Linked DNA regions of Homo sapiens: region 1 is linked to region 2. The links are chromatin loops, found by intact Hi-C in ENCODE. Cell type or tissue: PC-9. All regions are shown on one strand. Each heading gives the region's core, and the rest is flanking DNA. Links, peaks and the distances in the headings are about the cores only. Region 1 overlaps BRPF3 (bromodomain and PHD finger containing 3). Region 2 has its middle 24 kb from the start of BNIP5.

The links. A loop is a pair of places that touch in the nucleus more often than their neighbours do. Peaks named below come from ENCODE experiments on the same cell type or tissue, not always from the same donor. Only the 100,000 strongest peaks of a DNase experiment are listed, where the experiment ranks them.
Region 1: it touches region 2 in a loop (3-fold over the local background); 2 of 110 quality-filtered maps call a loop at or near these places.

The regions. Positions count from the first base shown.
Region 1 is chr6:36,219,420-36,228,610 of GRCh38, reverse strand. It overlaps BRPF3 (bromodomain and PHD finger containing 3), which reads right to left. Exons shown (of 13, transcript NM_015695.3): 10 at 6,346-6,443; 11 at 3,247-3,344. Among named protein-coding and RNA genes, the nearest start is that of BRPF3-AS1, 27 kb to the right of the region's middle. In PC-9, for the core only: no CTCF peak of the experiment used is centred there; DNase peaks (open chromatin) are centred at 1,000 and 3,480; H3K4me3 peaks cover 522 bases; H3K27ac peaks cover 3,558 bases.
Region 2 is chr6:36,356,140-36,365,261 of GRCh38, reverse strand. It overlaps a transcript of ETV7 not described here. Among named protein-coding and RNA genes, the nearest start is that of BNIP5, 24 kb to the right of the region's middle. RefSeq lists an enhancer at 4,019-4,178. In PC-9, for the core only: CTCF peaks have their summits at 4,349 and 4,549 (motif pointing right); no DNase peak of the experiment used is centred there.

The sequences.
Region 1 (9,191 bases), core at 325-8,324, 140 kb after region 2:
GAAGGCCATCCAGTTGGTTCTAACGAGGTCTCTGGTTACCCACTACCTTCCTGTCTGACTACAATCCTTCCTGATACATGGACCAGATATATTTGTGACACCTCCATGGTAAGATCAGAGAGGAGGCTCAGTGTATAGCTAGAGAATGAGCTTGGAGGTTGATGGAGAGGGGGGTATGATGTGGGTGGAAACAAGGGCCACTGGAGGCATTAATCCTTGAGGCAATAAGCTCCACAAGGGCAGCAGCTGGGCCCTTCTCCTTCAGGTTTGCTTCTGGCATCCAGCCCCACCTTGCCTGGCTCAGAGACGGCAGGTGCTCAGCAAAATGCCTGGCAGCATCAACACAACAATCAAAATCCAGGTCTAGGGAGCACTTTCAAAGTTTCCAAAGCTCCTAATTATTCACACATCATCTCATTTCAATCTCTTGCTGATGCTGAGAAGTCTGCTAACAGGTGTTAGCTGACAAGAGGAAAACACCAAGCACAGAAGCAGAATGTAGCTGGCTAAAACCACATTGGTACTAAAACCAAACAAGGCTTGGGCCTCCACAGCCCACTGCCTCCTACACAGCCCCTGCTTCCAGAGCAGACAGCTAATAGCTCTGGGAGCAAAGACTAGGAACTTACTGAGGAAGCAGCCTTCTCCAGAGACAGAGCAATCTTACTTCCTATACGCTGTCCCAGTGGGCCCCTTCTTACAATAAACTGCTCTCATTATTTACCTTTGCTTGTCTGCCAATTTCACTACATCCCTCTCAAGATAAGCAGCTGAAAGCAGCTGTTCTGGTTAGGAGTTTACTCTAAGGAAGAACCACCTTACCCCACCCACCAGGTGTGTAATTTGATCAAAACTCTCTCTCCCAGCCTGTCTGTCCCTCCTGGGATTGAAGTAAAGGGTCTTAAGGAGAACCACCATACAAGCCCTTGTAAGCTTCCTTGATTACCAAACAAGACAGTGAGGCTACTCTGATATGTTTCCTCTTGACTAAGGCATGCTGGTTCCTGCCTTGGAACCCAGGGTGCTTGCAGAGGGTAGATTGTGAAAAATTTCCCCTGAGGGCAAAAGCAAGGTGGGTAAGTCTGCCAACTGAGGACAGCTTTTGTGTCCCAAAATAATAAATGGTCCATTCATTCAATGAATACTATGCAAATGTAAAACAACATGGTAACAAAGTTTGTGATAAAACTTAACATATGTGTACATACACTATTATTACAACTATAATATGAATATGCGAACAATAAATAGAACGATACAAAATGCTTGGAGTCAACATTAGAATGGTGGGGTTTGTGTTTTTTCGCCTCTATTTTTCCAAACTTCTATAATGCAGTATATTACTCTTACAAACAAAAACAAAAACAAAAACAAGAAAAAATGTTTAAAAGACAAGAAAAAAAAGACAAGAGCCAGAAAAAATTAAAAACTTTATATCCACTATTTATGGATGCAAATACATACTGAAGAATGCATAGGAAAAAGACTAGGAGAGCATACACCAAAATAAAAACACAGGTTGTGTTCAGGTGGTGGCTGAATTTCTTTAATCATGACAAAATGTATAATTAAGAGGGTAATTAAAAAAAAGACGAGTTTTAGACTAGTTTTTTTGCATTGTGAGGTATTCTGTCTGTTTGTTTTTTAAATCCAAACCTGCACAGCTTAATCACTTCTTTAATGACTGAGCTGGGAGTCCTGCGGTTTCACCGCTGGCAGGGCAGAGAGCCCTGTGAAGGCAGGCAGCCCCAGGCCCTAACTCTTCAGCTGCTAGGTCACAGTATGGATTTTCCCCACCTGCTACTGCTAAGGAGGGAGTAGAGTAGGCAACATGGTTTCCAATATGGTTCCAACAAACTGTATTAATACAACCTCTTTGAGCTATAATTTCCTTATCTGACCAAACAGGATCAGAATTCCTCCTCTCCTTATCTTAAAAGGCTGCTGTTAAAAGTTGCAGATATGAAGGGGCTAGGAGAAACCCAGAGTCCTGTATACATGTAAGAGGCTGGTGGGGTGGTTCCCAACCCTGGCTACAGATCATCTAGGATGTTTTCTAAAAAATATTGATGCCTCAGTCTGGCCTCAGAGAGTCTAATTTGATAGCGCTGGGGTGGAGGTGACTTGATATGGGTATTGTTTTAAAAATTTCCACAGATTATTCTGACATGCCCCAAAGGTTTAGTATCAGTGGTATCTTCCAGAGCTAGGTGGACACTACCTCCCCAACTGAGAAAGAGTTCAGAAATAACAATCAAGGTGGTAAAAATTGAATTTTTAACTGCTACTACTATGACAGAAATGAAAAGTTTAGTTACTGCTGGTGTGAGTATAAACCAAAATGAACTTCCAGCAACTTGGCAACTTGTATCAGAATTCTGCATAGACTTTGCCCCAAGAAGGGACTCCTAAGAATTCACTGTAAGGAAATAATCATGGATGTGCACAAGGGTAAAACTACAATGATGTTTATTGCCAACTGTTTATCATAGTGAAAAATTCAAAACAATGTAAGTGACCAACTAGGGAATGGTTAAAATATGGTACATGCATACAACTGAAGACGATGCAATCATTAAAAGTGATGTTGATGAAGAATGTTTAATGGCATAAGATGTGCATGTTCATGATATGCTGTTAAGTGAAAGGGAGGCTAAAAGCAATATGGTCTCATATATATGCATATTTATACATTTTTTGTAAAAGAGTAAGTGGATATACACCCCAAGTTATCCCTGCAGGACTGTGGATGATTTTGAACTCAGTGGCTCAGAACACAGGCTTTGACATCACACATTTTAAGCCCTGGGCTCAAATTCCAACCCTGTCATTTATTAGCTGAATGACCACAAATCATCAGTTTTCTTCTTACAAAATGTAATAATCATACTTTCCTCAGTATTTCAAGGACTTAGCATGACAAATATTTAATAAAACGTCTAAGCATTATCAGTAGCTTTAAAGATTCTCTAAAATGGGCCCTGTTACTTTTATGCATAAGGAAATAAATAAATGCTATTAAAACTCTAAGAACCCTGGCCTTGATCTGCATACTTTTAGCCTATTTTTAGTGCTCCAAGCTGGGAGCCTTGCTAGTTTGACCCACTCAGGCTGGGGCAAAACCCCCCTCCCCTCTACAGCTAAAGACACTCTGACTCCCACCACACTCTGCTGGCTTAATCCAATCAGATTAGCCCCCAAGGCAAGGCAGGGGAGATAGGAGGGTGGCGTCTGGGGCAGACTCACCAAGGCAGGGTAGGAGGGGTAGCCTCGGCACTTGGCCCACACCAGCTCCAAGGGCTCCAGGTCTCCGCGGTCTTCAAAGGGCAGCAGGAGGCTTCTGCCTGGGGGTGGGGGAGGGGAGGAGACAGCACCCAAAGGGGACTTGGAATGGTGCCCAAAAGGCCTGCCTGTGGCCTCCACTTGACTGGGGCAACCCAGGAATGAGTCACAACATCCCCTCCACCCTTCCTTTTCCCTCTCCTTTCCTTAGAAGTTAGACTGGATCAGGGGTCAGCAAACTAGTTCTGTAAAGGGCCAAATAGTAAATATTTTAGCTTCTGTGGGCAACACGGCCTCTGTTGCAATTACTCAACACTGCTGTTGTTATAGCATGAAAGCAGCCACACACACAATCTATAAATGAATGAGCATGGCTATGTCCCAATAAAACTTTATTTTTTGGACACTGAAATTTGAATTTCATGTAATTTTCATGTTATGAAATATCATTCTTCTTTTGATTTTCTTTTCAATCATTTCAAAATGTAAAAACCATTTTTGGCCCATGGACCATACAAAAATAGGCTACAGGCCATAGTTTACCGACCTCTGAACTAGAACCCTAAGACAGCTTTCCCTGGAAAAATGTTAACTGCTTCATCCTCATGGCCTTAGGGAGAAGGGCCATAATCCAGCTTGGGCAATGCCACATACTGCTCTCTGGGCCTCCCTGAGTGCGGAGTCCTCATGATGGAGGCTTCATGGACAAAGATGCCAGGGAAGACATCCTGGTAAAATTACTTGCTAACTGAGTTATTTTCTGACAGGGTCACACCTAGCCATCTAGGACACCTGGATGCACGGCACTCAGCAGAGCTAAGCAGTCTGCAAGTCCTTCACATGCCTTCTTTTGTCAGAAATGAGACTGGGTATCCCTGGAGCAGGCACTGCATCCTTTCATCTTACTTTGCTCTGCACTCAACGCACTAACACATGTGAATGAGTGCTTCACAGATGCTTCTGAACACACAGAAGAACCACTCTTTCCCTCCCCACATCTATACACTGGAATGGGCAGGTGACCACACTCAACCAAGGAAAAAAGTCCAAATCTAACAGGGTGGAAATTGTTATTTCTAAGGAAATATTACTACCTCACTTTTTAAAAAATTTTATTTATTTATTTTTTTGTAGAGATAGGATCTCACTATGTTGCCCAGGCTGGTCTCAAACTCCTGGCTTCAAGCAACCCTCCCACCTTGGCTTCCCAAAGTGCTGGAATTACAGGCATGAGCTACTGTGCTTAACTCCACTTGTAATTTTTAAAAATGTATTAAAATTATAAGATACTATTTTGCACCTATTGAATCAATAGCAGTAACAATAAAAAGATAAAATCCAATACCAAAGAGGTAGACTGAGTAGAAACTGGTGCAATCACATACTACTGATGCAATTACAGACCAAACCCATCCTTATGGAATGTAATTTGGCAGTATGTCTGAAGAGCCATTTAAAAAATGTATGAACCACCTGTTCCAGTAAATTCCTTCCCTGGGAATTTATTCTGAGAAAAATAACTTTAAAGATGAATAAAAGGATTTTAAACAAAAATATGGGTTCACTACATTACATATAATGCTAAAAGCCGGAAACAACCCAAATGCCTAACAATAGAATGGTTAAGTAAATTATAATGCATTGTTAGATACACTGTTCCAATAATATGAGATATATAAAGATTATGTGTCAACATGAAGAAAGTACAAAAAAAAATTGAAAAAAGTAGAATACAAAAGTGCATGTGTTTGGGTCAGCATTTTGTTAAAAATGTGCCTGAAATAAACAGAAGGCAACACAGAAAAATGAAGACAATCATGTTACAGTGATGGAACTATGGGAGGTCAATATCCTTTGGCGTAATTTTAGTAAGCATGTGGTTTTAAAAGTAAGAATAAGATGTCACCACCAGAAGCACAAAGTGTGCCAATCCACTCCTGGCTTTGTGTGAGATGCTGTACAAATTCATTTAGACATGAGCCTGACCTTTTGGGAACTGACAGTTACAGAAAGCAATGAAACACACAGGCATGCATTCATCAACACACATACGAGAAAGAAACTGATGCTAAGGGAAAATAAAGCAGTTGGGTAAAGGAACGAAGGAAGAGAAGCCCTGCAGCCTGTGTGTTAGATGGACACTTCAAAGACAGGGCATCCAGGGAGCACACACCCCTGTATAGCAGGGCTGGACAGAGATGAGCTCAGAGAACAGCCTGCTCTGCACCTGTCCCACCTAAGCACCACCCCAGGCCTCTCCCCCAGGTCCTGCCCTGCCCTTTATTCCTTTTATCCAAGGAGACAAGGCCCATAAAACTACAGGGTTATGTATGTGCGAGATTCAGTGATACAGGCTATCACTGATAACGTTTGTGAATGGGGACAGGCAGTATCCATGAAAACTACAAACACACACTTCCTTCAATTCAGTAATTCCACTTCTATAGATAGGCTCCCTATGGATATAAAATTATCTATGCATAAGGTTGCTCACTGCAACACTGGTTACGATAATAAATGAAAACAATCTAAACGTCCATCTTTTAGAGGACTGGCTAAGCAAATGATAGCATTCCTATATAATGGGACACTGGGAAGCCAATAAAAAGCACAGAAGGATCTCCAAGATATATTATTAGCTGGAAAAAAAGGAATGGTTTAGAGGAACATGTGCATATTAGGCTTCTCCACTCACTCTCTTAATTATTCATGCAAGTTTTGGCTTGTATACATATGGATTACCTCTGGAAAGATATAAAAGAAAATGCTAGCAGTTGATGTTCCAGGGAGGGGAGTGCTAGCTTTCATTATACACTCTTTTGTACCTTTTTGATTTTTATTACTATGGGCATGTACAACCTATTCAAATTTAAGATGCAATTAAAAAAAAAAAAAGAGTATGATTGGCCTGGGAGAGTGCCATCTCCCTGCCCAAGGGCCCAAGAGTTTGGGGGAGCTCAAGGACTGGCTGCCTGGTACGGAGCCCCAGCAGTGCAGCAGCCTGAAGAGCTGGCTCCTCAGAAGGCCTGGCCCCCTCAGTTCTGCCTGAACACTGCTCCTCACCTGAGCCATTGTAGTCAGAGTCTCCGTTCACACCTTCCAGGAAGGGCACTCGAGACAGGGCTGGCTTCCCACGGCTGCGTTTGGGGGGCGTCAGACCACTGCACACAGAGCAGGGAGAGAGGGGTGAAATGAGCAATTTCAATGACTAAAACGCCGACTCCCCTTCTCCCCTCTCCCCTCTCTGACAGGAGTGGAGCTGCAAAAACTCTTCAGGGAGGACAGTTTCTCACCTTCCCCTAAAAACTCACACTAACCCATGTTTTTGACTGAAAAGTTCCCATGAGGTTTTGAGGAACCATTTCATCTACATGGAAGGACTGAACCTGGAAGGAGTTGCTCAGTTCCCTGCTCAGGAACCTTGGACTTCATCCAAAGGAAAGGTCACACCAGTCATTTGTCAATCCTTCCAGCGTCTAAGCAGCTTTGCCATGACAGGGGCCATCTTACATCTGCCCAGAATTCTTTGCTCTGGTTCACATCGCTTTTCTTTAGAAACCAATTTATTTTTGAGATTCAAAAATTTGCCTCTTTGCCAAATTTTCTAAAGTGGACATGTCATACTTCCTTAATTAGAAAAGACATTTTTAAATTGGAAAAAAAAATGCACTTCTCACTTCCAAATGGTTTATGTGTGAAGTTTTTCTTGGATAGAGAGAAGTGGATTTTTTAAAGTAAAAAGTGGGCTGGGTGTGGTGGCTCACGCCTGTAATCCCAACACTTTGGGAGGCTGAGCTGGGCAGATCACGAGGTCAGAAGATCGAGACCACCCTGGCCAACATGGTGAAACCTCATCTCTACTAAAAATACACAAATTAGCTGGCCGTGGTGGCACGTGTCTGTACTCCCAGCTACTCAGGAGGCTGAGGCAGGAGAATCACTTGAACCAGGGAGTTGGAGGTTGCAGTGACCCAAGATCATGCTACTGCACTCCAGCCTGGCGACAGAGCAAGACTCCATCTCAAAAAAAAAAAAAAAAAAAAAAAAGTAGACCAATTTTTGTTTCATGACTATTGCAAAGAGGCAAAATGTATATTACACAAAGACTAAAAAGTGATAAGCAAAAATTAGAATGGCAATACCAAAGCAATGTTGCAACTGAAGCCCACCCGGGCATCATCAGTATTTTCAAATTGTTCCCCATACAATTCTAATGTACACCGTAGCTTCTGGGCAAAAATGATATGGCTAGCACTTTTTTCCATCCAAACTTCAAAAAATAATATTACTCCTATATAACTTTAAATTTTCTCACTAAAAAATGCTTAAAGAATAGGTCATCAATCTGCAGAAAAGCAGAAATGCTTAAAGAAACCCCTAGTGGGATAAGAAACAGCCAGGAGTAGGGACTGGTTGGAGAGTAGGGTACTCCCGTTTTACTGAATCAGAACTGACTTTATCAGGAACGTATGCTAAGAAAACTTTGCTTAACCAAAACCCAATGAATCATAATTTTTCAGTAACCTGTAGTTAGGTTGGTAGTTTTTATTGCTAGTCAAAATAGAAACTGTTTGGGAAAAAACAAAAAATACCCAGTTTACATTTAGGATTTAGTTCCCATTTACCCTATAAAAATCTGCCAACATATTAGAGAAATTGAGGCCTTGTACAAATGTAAAGTGCTAGTAATTTTATCAGGAAAGCCTCTCAAAGTTCACGTCAAGATGAGAAAAAGAAAAACAAATCAAAGTTCACATCAAGAATCTGGGGAGACATCTTCAAATACAACAGAAGACAGCACAGCAAAGTAGTTAAGAAATTAAACTCTTGGAGCCTATCTGGGTTCAAAACCCAGCTCTTGTTATCAGTTCTGTAACCTTCAGCAAGTTACTTAACTTCTCCGAGGCTTACACTCCCCATGTGTTGTTGTAAGGATTAATGAACGAACACACATAAAACTCTCAGTACAGCACATACCATGCAGTCAATAAACACAGCTGTAGTTATTGTCATACGAAGGATAGTAAATTTTAATGTCTTACTTAAAGTATTACAAACTGCTAATACTGTACTATAGAATGATGAGCTCTGAGAAGGATGAGCTCAATAAAATAGGATGCAACACCAAAAATAGGTCTGTATGTTCCTGATTTGTAGAAAAAAGCACAACTGACTCAATCATGGCCTGCATTTCAGCCCTTTCTCCAAGTTACCCCAGCCTAAGCAGACAACCCAACCTACAGTTATCTTATTTACTGGTTTAACATCCATATCCATGAGAACAGACACCTTAGAAGATAATCTTCATGAGAACAGGCACCTTAGTGCTTAGAACAGTACCTGGCATACAGTAGGTGTTCAGTTATCAATATTTGAATGAGTGATCTATAGAAAGCACATGTAGCACCAACCTGCTCAGAAAATCATCAGAAAAGATAAACCAAGGGGTAAGTGAAAAAGGGAGTGTGGGGGATGGGTTAGTGACCAGTTCTTTCAAGGTTATTTCTAATTCTGGGATTATATGATTCTGGTCTAATAAATAAGGTCTTCCCTTATATACTTATTACCACAGTATGGGGGGAAAAAGAAAAACAACCCTTGCAGTTGAAGCCTTTGGATCTCCTATTTTAAACCCTGAAATATTAATACATACTTCCTCCAAGGGGCCCCAGATAAATCAAGGGCATTGCACTGGAGTTCTGCAGAAAGGCAAACACGCCACCTGAATTAGCAGGCTAACCAGAGCCTGGCCTTGCTTGCTCTTGTGGCTCATAGCTGAAAAGAATGCCCTTCATAGAAGAAGGGGCCAACAACACACCTTTCACTTTTAGTCAAGAGCAAGAAAAGGATAGTTTGATGGGTCCAATCCTACCCTGACCCCAACAAAGTGGGCTTCCAGGTACCTTATC
Region 2 (9,122 bases), core at 1-8,000:
GTACTGATTGGGGCCTCCTGAGGGCCAGAGCCTCTGCCCTTGCAAGCCGTCAGGTAAAGCTCAGGTAGAAGGAGAAGGGAGTATTTTCATTTAACCAAGAATAGAACTCCTCGGATTCATATCTTCTTTCTCAGAAGGAGGAAACTACCTCAGCCTCTTGCCCCCAGCCGGTCAGGAAATCCCCGTCTCTGCTGGCGCCTGCACTGGCCTTGAGTCACTGCAGAGAAGTCCTTGATAAGGACTCTTGGACTTTGGGGCTCAAAGCTGTGATAGCCCATGAGCAGGGAAACTCCAGGCTTAGTCCTATCTGGGACCCTCGATGGTACTCACCGGCAGGGGGGCAGGCAGGTGGCTTTGGAAAAAGGATCGATGGGAAAATGCTTTGCCCCTTTCACTTTCCCTCTGAGACTGTTCCAGCTCCTTGACTTTGCTCTGCGATGAGCCCATGCCCCATGGCCTCTCTTATTGAGAGATGACAGCGTGCTGGCAGTCCTCACAGCCCTCGCTCGCTCTCGGCACCTCCTCTGCCTGGGCTCCCACTTTGGCGGCACTTGAGGAGCCCTTCATCCCACCGCTGCACTGTGGGAGCCCCTTTCTGGGCTGGCCAAGGCCAGAGCCGGCTCCCTCAGCTTGAAGGGAGGTGTGGAGGGAGAGGCACGAGCGGGAACTGGGGCTGTGCGCGGCGCTTGCGGGCCAGCTGAACTTTCGGGTGAGCGTGGGCTTGGCGGGTCCCGCACTCGGAGCAGCCGGCCGGCCCTGCCAGCCCCGGGCAATGAGGGACTTAGCACCCGGGCCAGCGGCTGCGGAGGGTGTACTGGGTCCCCCAGCAGTGCCAGCCCACCGGCGCTGCGCTCGATTTCTCACCGGGCCTTAGCTGCCTTCCTGCGGGGCAGGGCTGGGGACCTGCAGCCTGCCATGCCTGAGCCTCCCACCCGCTCCATGGGCTCCTGTGCGGCCTGAGCCTCCCCGACGAGCGCCACCCCCTGCTCCACAGCGCCCAGTCCCATCCACCACCCAAGGGCTGAGGAGTGCGGGCTCACGGCGCCGGACTGGCAGGCAGCTCCACCTGCAGCCCCAGTGCAGGATCCACTGGGTGAAGCCAGCTGGGCTCCTGAGTCTGGTGGGGAGGTGGAAAACCTTTATGTCTAGTTCAGGGATTGTAAATACACCAATCGGCACTCTGTATCTAGCTCAAGGTTTGTAAATACACCAATCAGCACCCTGTGTCTAGCTCAGGGTTTGTGAATGCACCAATCCACACTCTGTATCTAGCTGCTCTGGTGGGGCCTTGGAGAACCTTTATGTCTAGCTCAGGGATTGTAAATACACCAATCGGCACTCTGTATCTACCTCAAGGTTTGTAAATACACCAATCAGCACCCTGTGTCTAGCTCAGGGTTTGTGAATGCACCAATCGACACTCTGTATCTAGCTACTCTGGTGGGGCCTTGGAGAACCTTTGTGTCCACACTGTATCTAGCTAATCTGGTGGGGAGGTGGAGAACCTTTGTGTCTAGCTCAGGGATTGTAAACGCACCAATCAGCACCCTGTCAAAACAGACCACTGGGCTCTACCAATCAGCAGGATGTGGGTGGGGCCAGATAAGAGAATAAAAGCAGGCTGCCCCAGCTAGCAGTGGCAACCCGTTCTGGTCCCCTTTGACACCGTGGGAGCTTTGTTCTTTTGCTCTTTGGGTCCACGCTGCTTTTATTAGCTGTAACGCTTAGTGCGAAGATCTGCAGCTTCACTCCTGAAGCCAGCGAGCCCACGACCCCACCGGGAGGAATGAATGACTCCAGATGTGCTGCTTTAAGAGCTGTAACACTCACCGTGAAGGTCTGCAGCTTCACTCCTGGAGCCAGCGAGCCCATGAGCCCACGGGGAGGAACGAACGACTCCAGACGCGGTGCCTTAAGGGCTGTAACACTCACCGCGAAGGTCTGCAGCTTCACTCCTGAGCCAGCGAGACCACGAACCCACCAGAAGGAAGAAACTCTGAACACGTCGGAACATCAGAAAGAACAAACTCCAGATGCGCCACCTGAAGAGCTGTAAGACTCACCGCGAGGGTCCGCGGCTTCATTCTTGAAGTCAGTGAGACCAAGAACCCACCAGTTCTGGACACATTATCACCTCCTCACCCCAGAGCTGCATACCTGGCTTAGGAGGGACTGTCGAAATGAATTTATCCAGGCCCTCATTTTACAGAGAAGGGAACTGCCGCCAGAGCGAAGTGACTTGCGCAAGATCACATGGCCCAGCCCAGCTTCTTCGCTCCTGAAGCCACCTCATTTCCTCTTCTCAGCATTGTGGTTGGGTCCAAGATGAAGCAGGAGGATGGATTCCTAGATCACTTCTTCCAGTTATAAGTGGTGTTTGCCTGCTGGTGGGTTGATGGATGTCAACAGCTACATTTCCCAGCGATGAGGCCTTAACTCAGGCAATGAATCTCACCCAGCACTGAGACCATCATGGCCGGGTTGGGCTACTAGGAGAGCAGGCATGAATCACTGCCAGAGATCCCGACTCCGGAACTCTGCACTCAGCCCTGAGGCCATGCCACCTTTTCTCCATCTCCCCAGGGAGATCAGGCCGTGGTCTGGGGATGGACCCCTGGGTGCCTGGAGTAAGGGGGTTCATTTAGGCCTGCCTTCTACAAACATCAATTGAGTACCTGCTCTGTACCGGGCACCAGGTGAGGCATTGAGTTTATATCCATTTTTCATACAATTAAAGTCCTGAAAAGTGGCAGGTCATTGAAAATTTCATGTGTCAAAGTGAACTTCTCACAAATTTTTTTTTTGAGGTGTTTTGCTGTCACTCAGGCTGGAGTGCAGTGTTGTGATCTCAGCTCACTGCAACCTCTGCTTCCTGGGTTCAAGTGATTCTCCTGCCTCAGCCTCCCGAGTAGCTGGGACTACAGGCACCCGCCACCACACCAGCTAATTTTTTTTTTTTTGAGACAGAGTCTCGCTCTTTCACACAGGCCGGACTGCAGTGGCGCGATCTCGGCTCGCTGCAAGCTCTGCCTCCCGGGTTCACGCCATTCTCCTGCCTCAGCCCCCTCCCCAAGTAGCTGGGACTACAGGTGCCCGCCACCGCGCCTGGCTAATTTTTTGTATTTTTAGTAGAGACAAGGTTTCACCATGTTAGCCAGGATGGTCTCGATCTCCTGACCTCGTGATCCGCCTGCCTCAGTCTCCCAAAGTGCTGGGATTACAGGTGTGAGCCACCGCGCCCGGCCACACCAGCTAACTTTTGTATTTTTAGTAGAGACAGGGTTTCACTGTGTTGGTCAGGCTGGTCTCGACCTCAGGTGATCCACCTGCCTTGGCCTCCCAAAGTGTTGGGGTTACAGGTGTGAGCCACCGCACCCAGCCAACAAAGAATTTTAAAAAGCAGGAGATACATTCTCATGGTTTGAAAAAGTGGCCAGGCATGATTACATTACAATTAAAGAACTGACAATAGATAAAGAATTTATGAAAAATGAGTATAATAAAAAGTTCATTAATGAAACAAATAATACAAGTCACTGTCTTGGTCCAGTTGAACCATTTACAGCATTAACCCATGAGCATGAGCTCTGGTCTTCCTCTTCTCTGTTAGGTGGATTCTTTCTTAGAAAGGCTTTTTCCTTCATAGGAAAGTTCCAGATCTAGCATTTGATTTAATCCTGGTGGCTCTGCTGGGTCTTGGGCTCTTAACTGCAGGAAGCCTGGGCTGATGCTGGGGACCCATCCTCTTTGTCACAGAGGATCCTAGGGCCACAGTCTTCCTTGGCTTCCTCCTCTGGTCCCACGGTGTTAGTGATCCACATTTTCTACTCAAATGTTCTCACAAAAGGTTTGTAGAGACACACAGAAAACACAGACCTTTACAGAGCAAAGGCCTGTACCGCAGAAATGTCCGTATCTGGTGGTAAATGCGAGGGCAGTGTGAGCTCAGAGGGAGCCTGTTGAATGCCGGTGTCAGGGCCCTGCGCTGCTGGCGAGCTCCCTCAGTGACACCTCGGCCCTCAAAGGACCTCGGTGGGAACTAAGCCACCAATGGGACAGCCCCAGAACTTGAGTGAGGAGTTTAAAGCAGGTTGTTCTGAAACCAGTATATGCAACTCAGAAATATTTTAATCGTGATCTTGATTTTTTTAAAGTCCCGAATCCTTTTGAGTTAATTGCTCATATACTGGGGATGGGGAGTGATGGTGAGTAAACAAAGGGGAATAGGGCCCTGGCTTGGAAAGTTTGCACAGAAGTAGGGGAAACAGATGTAGCTGATGAGCAAACCATTGCAGTCCCCAGGGAGAGATGACGTGAGAAGTGTGCCTATTGGGGACAGTACTGGACAAAGTGGTGCTAGTGAATTCGGCTTGAGAGGCACCAGGGAGAGTTTCCCTCCGGAGAATCACAGGCTTCTGCTCTCTTTTTCCAACTTCCCTTTTGCAGGGCTGAGGTCTGGAAGCACAGTGGGGCTGTGGGCCTTCTGATCCTTGAGGGGGTCAGGGAGACTGCACGGGAAATGGGATTCTGGGCTGTGGGCTTCTCTCCACGGAAAGGCCTGCAGTTTAAAACCATGTCCACTAGGTGGTGCAAAAGCCTCTTTTTGTGTTAGTGTGGGGCCGGGCGGTGGCTGACTGAATGTTCTATGGACAGCAAGCCTGCCTTCTCTCACGGGGAGATGTGTACTCTCCAGCTCAGGCATGCTCTGTAAGTAGACATCCAGGCCCTGCTTGAACACCTCCAGTGACGGGGAACTCACACCTCCAGGGGGCAAAGTAAGTAGCAGGGGTGGGGGTGGAATTGAGGGGCACCATAAGCCAGCTGTCCGTTGATAGCATCAGCCTCCTCTCCTAACCCACAGGCCACTGGTTTCTGCAATTCCTATTTTCCCATTCTCTTTATTGGGAATAACTTCTTATCTCCTCTTCTTATGATCACTTTATCCTTGAGTAGTTTGTCAGCAGGGGCCTAGATGAGGCCTCTTACAGATCTGGGACATCTGCTAGGGGCATGTCAGAGCCTCTCTACCCTCACCCTACCCATGTAGACCTGATTAGGAATCAAAAAGACTGGCCGGGTGCAGTGGCTCATGCCTGTAATCCCAGCACTTTGGGAGGCCGAGGCGGGCGGATTACGAGGTCAAGAAATCGAGACCATCCTGGCCAACATGGTGAAACTCCGTCTCTACTAAAAATAAAAAAATTAGCTGGGCATGGTGGCACATGCCTGTAGTCCCAGCTACTTGGGAGGCTGAGGCAGGAGAATCACTTGAACCCGGGAGGTGGAGGCAGTGAGCCGAGATCGCGCCACTCACTCCAGCCTGGCATCAGAGTGAGACTCGGTCTCAAAAGAAAAAAAAAAAGGACTGAGGCTTCCTTAGTTTTCTACTGGCTTTAGTTACACCACCCTTCTAGGACTCACTTTCTACTTTTGTAAAATGAAAGACAACATCCTTTGCCCTGCTTAGCACATGGAGTTGAGAAATTTCAAATGAAATAATGCATTCATTTATTTAACATTCATTGAGCACCTACTGTAGGTTAAGCACTGTCTAGAAACAGGAATATTGTGGTGACCAGAACAGATAAATAAACAAATCAATACAGAATAAAATGGCAGGTGGTGATATGTACTATGAAGGAAAATAAAATAGAATCAAGTGAGAGGGGCCAAATTTAAATTGAGCTGTCAGAGATGTAAAAAACATGTGTAAGCAGGAACAAATCATCTTTACCTATGTCACTTTCTCTCCTGTAGTAGACTGTCCCCTTTCTTTCTTTTTTCTTTTTTTCTTTTTTCTTTTTTTTTTTGAGACTGAGTTTCGCTCTTGTTACCCAGGCTGGAGAGCAATGGTGCAATCTTGGCTCACCGCAACCTCCGCCTCCTAGGTTCAAGTGGTCCTCCTGCCTCAGCCTCCTGAGTAGCTGGGATCACAGGCGTGCACCACCACACCTGGCTAATTTTTGTATTTTTAGTAGAGACAGGGTTTCTCCATGTTGGTCAGGCTGGTCTTGAACTCTCGACCTCAGGTGATTTGCCCACCTTGGCCTCCCAAAGTGCTGGGATTATAGGTGTGAGCCACTTCGCCCAGCCTGTCCATCCCCTTTCTGTTTAATCTGCAGGTCACACCATGAAAGATGGACACTGTTGTTAGTTTGTTATGTGCAACCCAATGCAATCTTAATGGATATGAATAATGTAGACAGGCTGGGTGGAGAAGACCATCTTGGCCTAGAGCTGCCCCTCTCCCATCCTCTTCCTTTGGGGGAGCCATCAGCTAAGACCGAGATCACAAAGTCTCCTGAATAGACCTCAGTTCTCTAGATCTGGCCCATCTAAACATCCTAACTCAAGGAAGCACGGTGTATTGTTGAAAGTGCTCTGGCTGGAAAGCCCCAGAGTTCTAAATATGGCTCTTAAAATTCCAGCAATTCTGAGCAGGAAGAGCTTTCCCCTCAGTCACATGATCATATGCTCCAGCCAGTGACAAGCTCAGGTTCTCGACCTGTGGTGTGGGGTGGGGAGTACATATCAGATTCTCAGGGGACAGCTGATTGTGGGTGGCTGAACGTGGCGTGCAAATCTCTAGAGAGCTTCTAAAGCACCAACAAAGGCACTTTCTTCTCCACCACCCCCACAAGGGTCAGTGAGCTGACCCAGTGTTAGGGTTTGGGGGATGGGGAAACTGAACATCAGGGGGACCTTGAGATTCTGGGATTCTGGGCTTTCAGCCAGGGACCCTTCCAACCTTAGGAACAGAATATGCCAACTCTAGCCCTCTGCAAACTCTAAAGTGATTTGCAATAAGAACATTATTTTTTCCTGACTGACCAGTGAGTAATTTACCAAGCTGGGTCTTGATTGGCCACCAAAAGAAAAAAGGGCCTTTGACAAAGCAGGAGACCTGAACTAGAGCCAGCAGCAGAAGGCCCCCAGTGAAATGACAGAAACAAAAGCTTGGCAGCTCAACCACATCTTTATTTTGAGCAAGATGAAGTGCCTTTCTGACAATGCAAATTAATTCACCCAGCTTTTAAGTGAGGAAGACATGTCCAGATCAAAGTCCAGCTTCCCTTCTAAGGAGGCCAGCCCTACGTCATCTGCAGCTACTGTATCAGTTAGAGTCATGCTGGCCATAGCATCTCAACTGAAATCTCAGTGGCTTGATGTGATAGACATTCATTTTCTTGGCCACATAAAGCTTGGTTCATGGGTGGGGAGGGATCTTCCCCATGAAGTCATCTGGGGACCCAGGCTGATGGAGGTTGTACTGTCTCCTTCATGTGGTTTCTGTATGGGGGATTGACACCCAGCCCGCAGGTAGGGAGGAGAAAGCGTGAAGGATTGGGGAGGTGTTTTTTTGTTTGTTTTTGTTTTTGTTTTTGAGACAGAATCTCACTCTGTCACCTGGGCTGGAGTGCAGTGGTACAATTTTGGCTCACTGCAACCTCCACCTACCAGGTTCAAGTGATTCTCATGCCTCAGCCTCCCGAGTAGCTGGGATTACAGGTGTGTGCCACCAAACTTGGCTAATTTTTTATATTTTTAGTAGAGATAGGGTTTTTCCATGTTGGCCAGGCTGGTCTCGAACTTCTGACCTCAGGTGATCTGCCTGCCTTGACCTCCCAAAGTGCTGGGATTACAGGCATGAGCCAGCGCACGTGGCCGGGGAGGTGTTCTTATGGGAGGCGCCCATCATTTCTGCCCATATTTGTTGTCAGAACTCAGGCTTGTGATATTCCACCTATATTCCTTGCTCCTTTTGAGTGACTTTTCCTCTTATTTACACCATTCTCCACCCCTCTTCATCCTGCTCTGTGGCCAGGAGACTGTCCTGTATGGATTGCCCCAGTGGGCTTCCTGTCCTCTGGCTCCTGGTTGGTTTTAGTCAAGAAACTCTCTGGTCGGAGATTGCCAAGGTATTTTATTTCTCTAGTCCCTCCCTGCTGGCTCCCACAGGTTGGCTGTGTTCTCCTACTTAAGGCTGCAGCTTCTGTGCGCTGCCCTCTCTGTGCAGCCATATCCTTTCCAAGCTGTGTCACTGCTCCTTCCCCTGGACCTTTTAGGCTTTCAGTTGAAATCTGTTCAACTGACATTCAGCAGCCCTCTCAGTGGCAAATGGTATCTTGATTTTCCTGAGATACCTGGCTCCCTACATGTAGATTAAAACATAGGTTTCTCCTTGTGGATCCAAAAAAAAGAGATAATTTGTAATGCACTGTCTGCCATATATCTTCTCCCAACTTCCCATCAAAACTCCATGCTGGCTTCCAATCCTTTACAGCTGCTTCTTTGCGTTATGGCATAGAACTTTGATGAATTAACCTGTGATGATGTTTTCACGGGTGGTGATGGGGTCCCGCAAATTTCCCTCCATAGTGTATCTCCACTTGATACACACATCTTCACAGGACAATGCCTTAATCCTTAGGAGAGACTGGCTGTGAAGTAATGCAGGTGTCAGCCCAGCATTCCATCTACCATCCTCCTGGTAATAACTTTGTCTCTGGGAGTAACTCTTTTCCTACTCCATCACAGTGTCCTGCCCCCAGCAGTTGGGGAGGGCCCTGTAGCCCAGGCTGGGCCATTAAGAGAAGCCCATTTCCGTGGCCACAGCAACTGGTCCAGATGGTGCATGATCCAGGATAGGCCAATCAGGGTCCTTCCCTGGGATTTCTCTTTCTGTGTCTGGCTGGGAAGTTACCCCAAGCTAGTGGCAGCTGTGTCTTCTGCCATGAGGGGACACCAGAGGGGCAGAAAGGTGAGGTGAAGTCCCTGGAGGGTCTGGTCTCCACTTCTAATCTTGGGGCTCTCGGAGCTGTCATGATCCCTGCAGATCTTTCTTCAATTCTTTTTAAAAAATTGATATATAATAGTTGTATATATGTTTGGGATACGTGTGTTTGTTTGTGTTTTTTTTTGTTTTTTTTTTTTTTTTGAGACAGGGTCTCACTCTTTTACCCAGGCTGGAGTGCAATGGTGCCATCATTGCTCATCATTGTTTCACTGTGTTGCCTAGGCTGGTCTCAAAACTCCTGAGCTCAATGCAATCCACCTGCCTTGGCTTCCCAAAGAGAAGGGATTACAGGCGTGAGCCACTGTGCCCAGCCACATGTGAAATT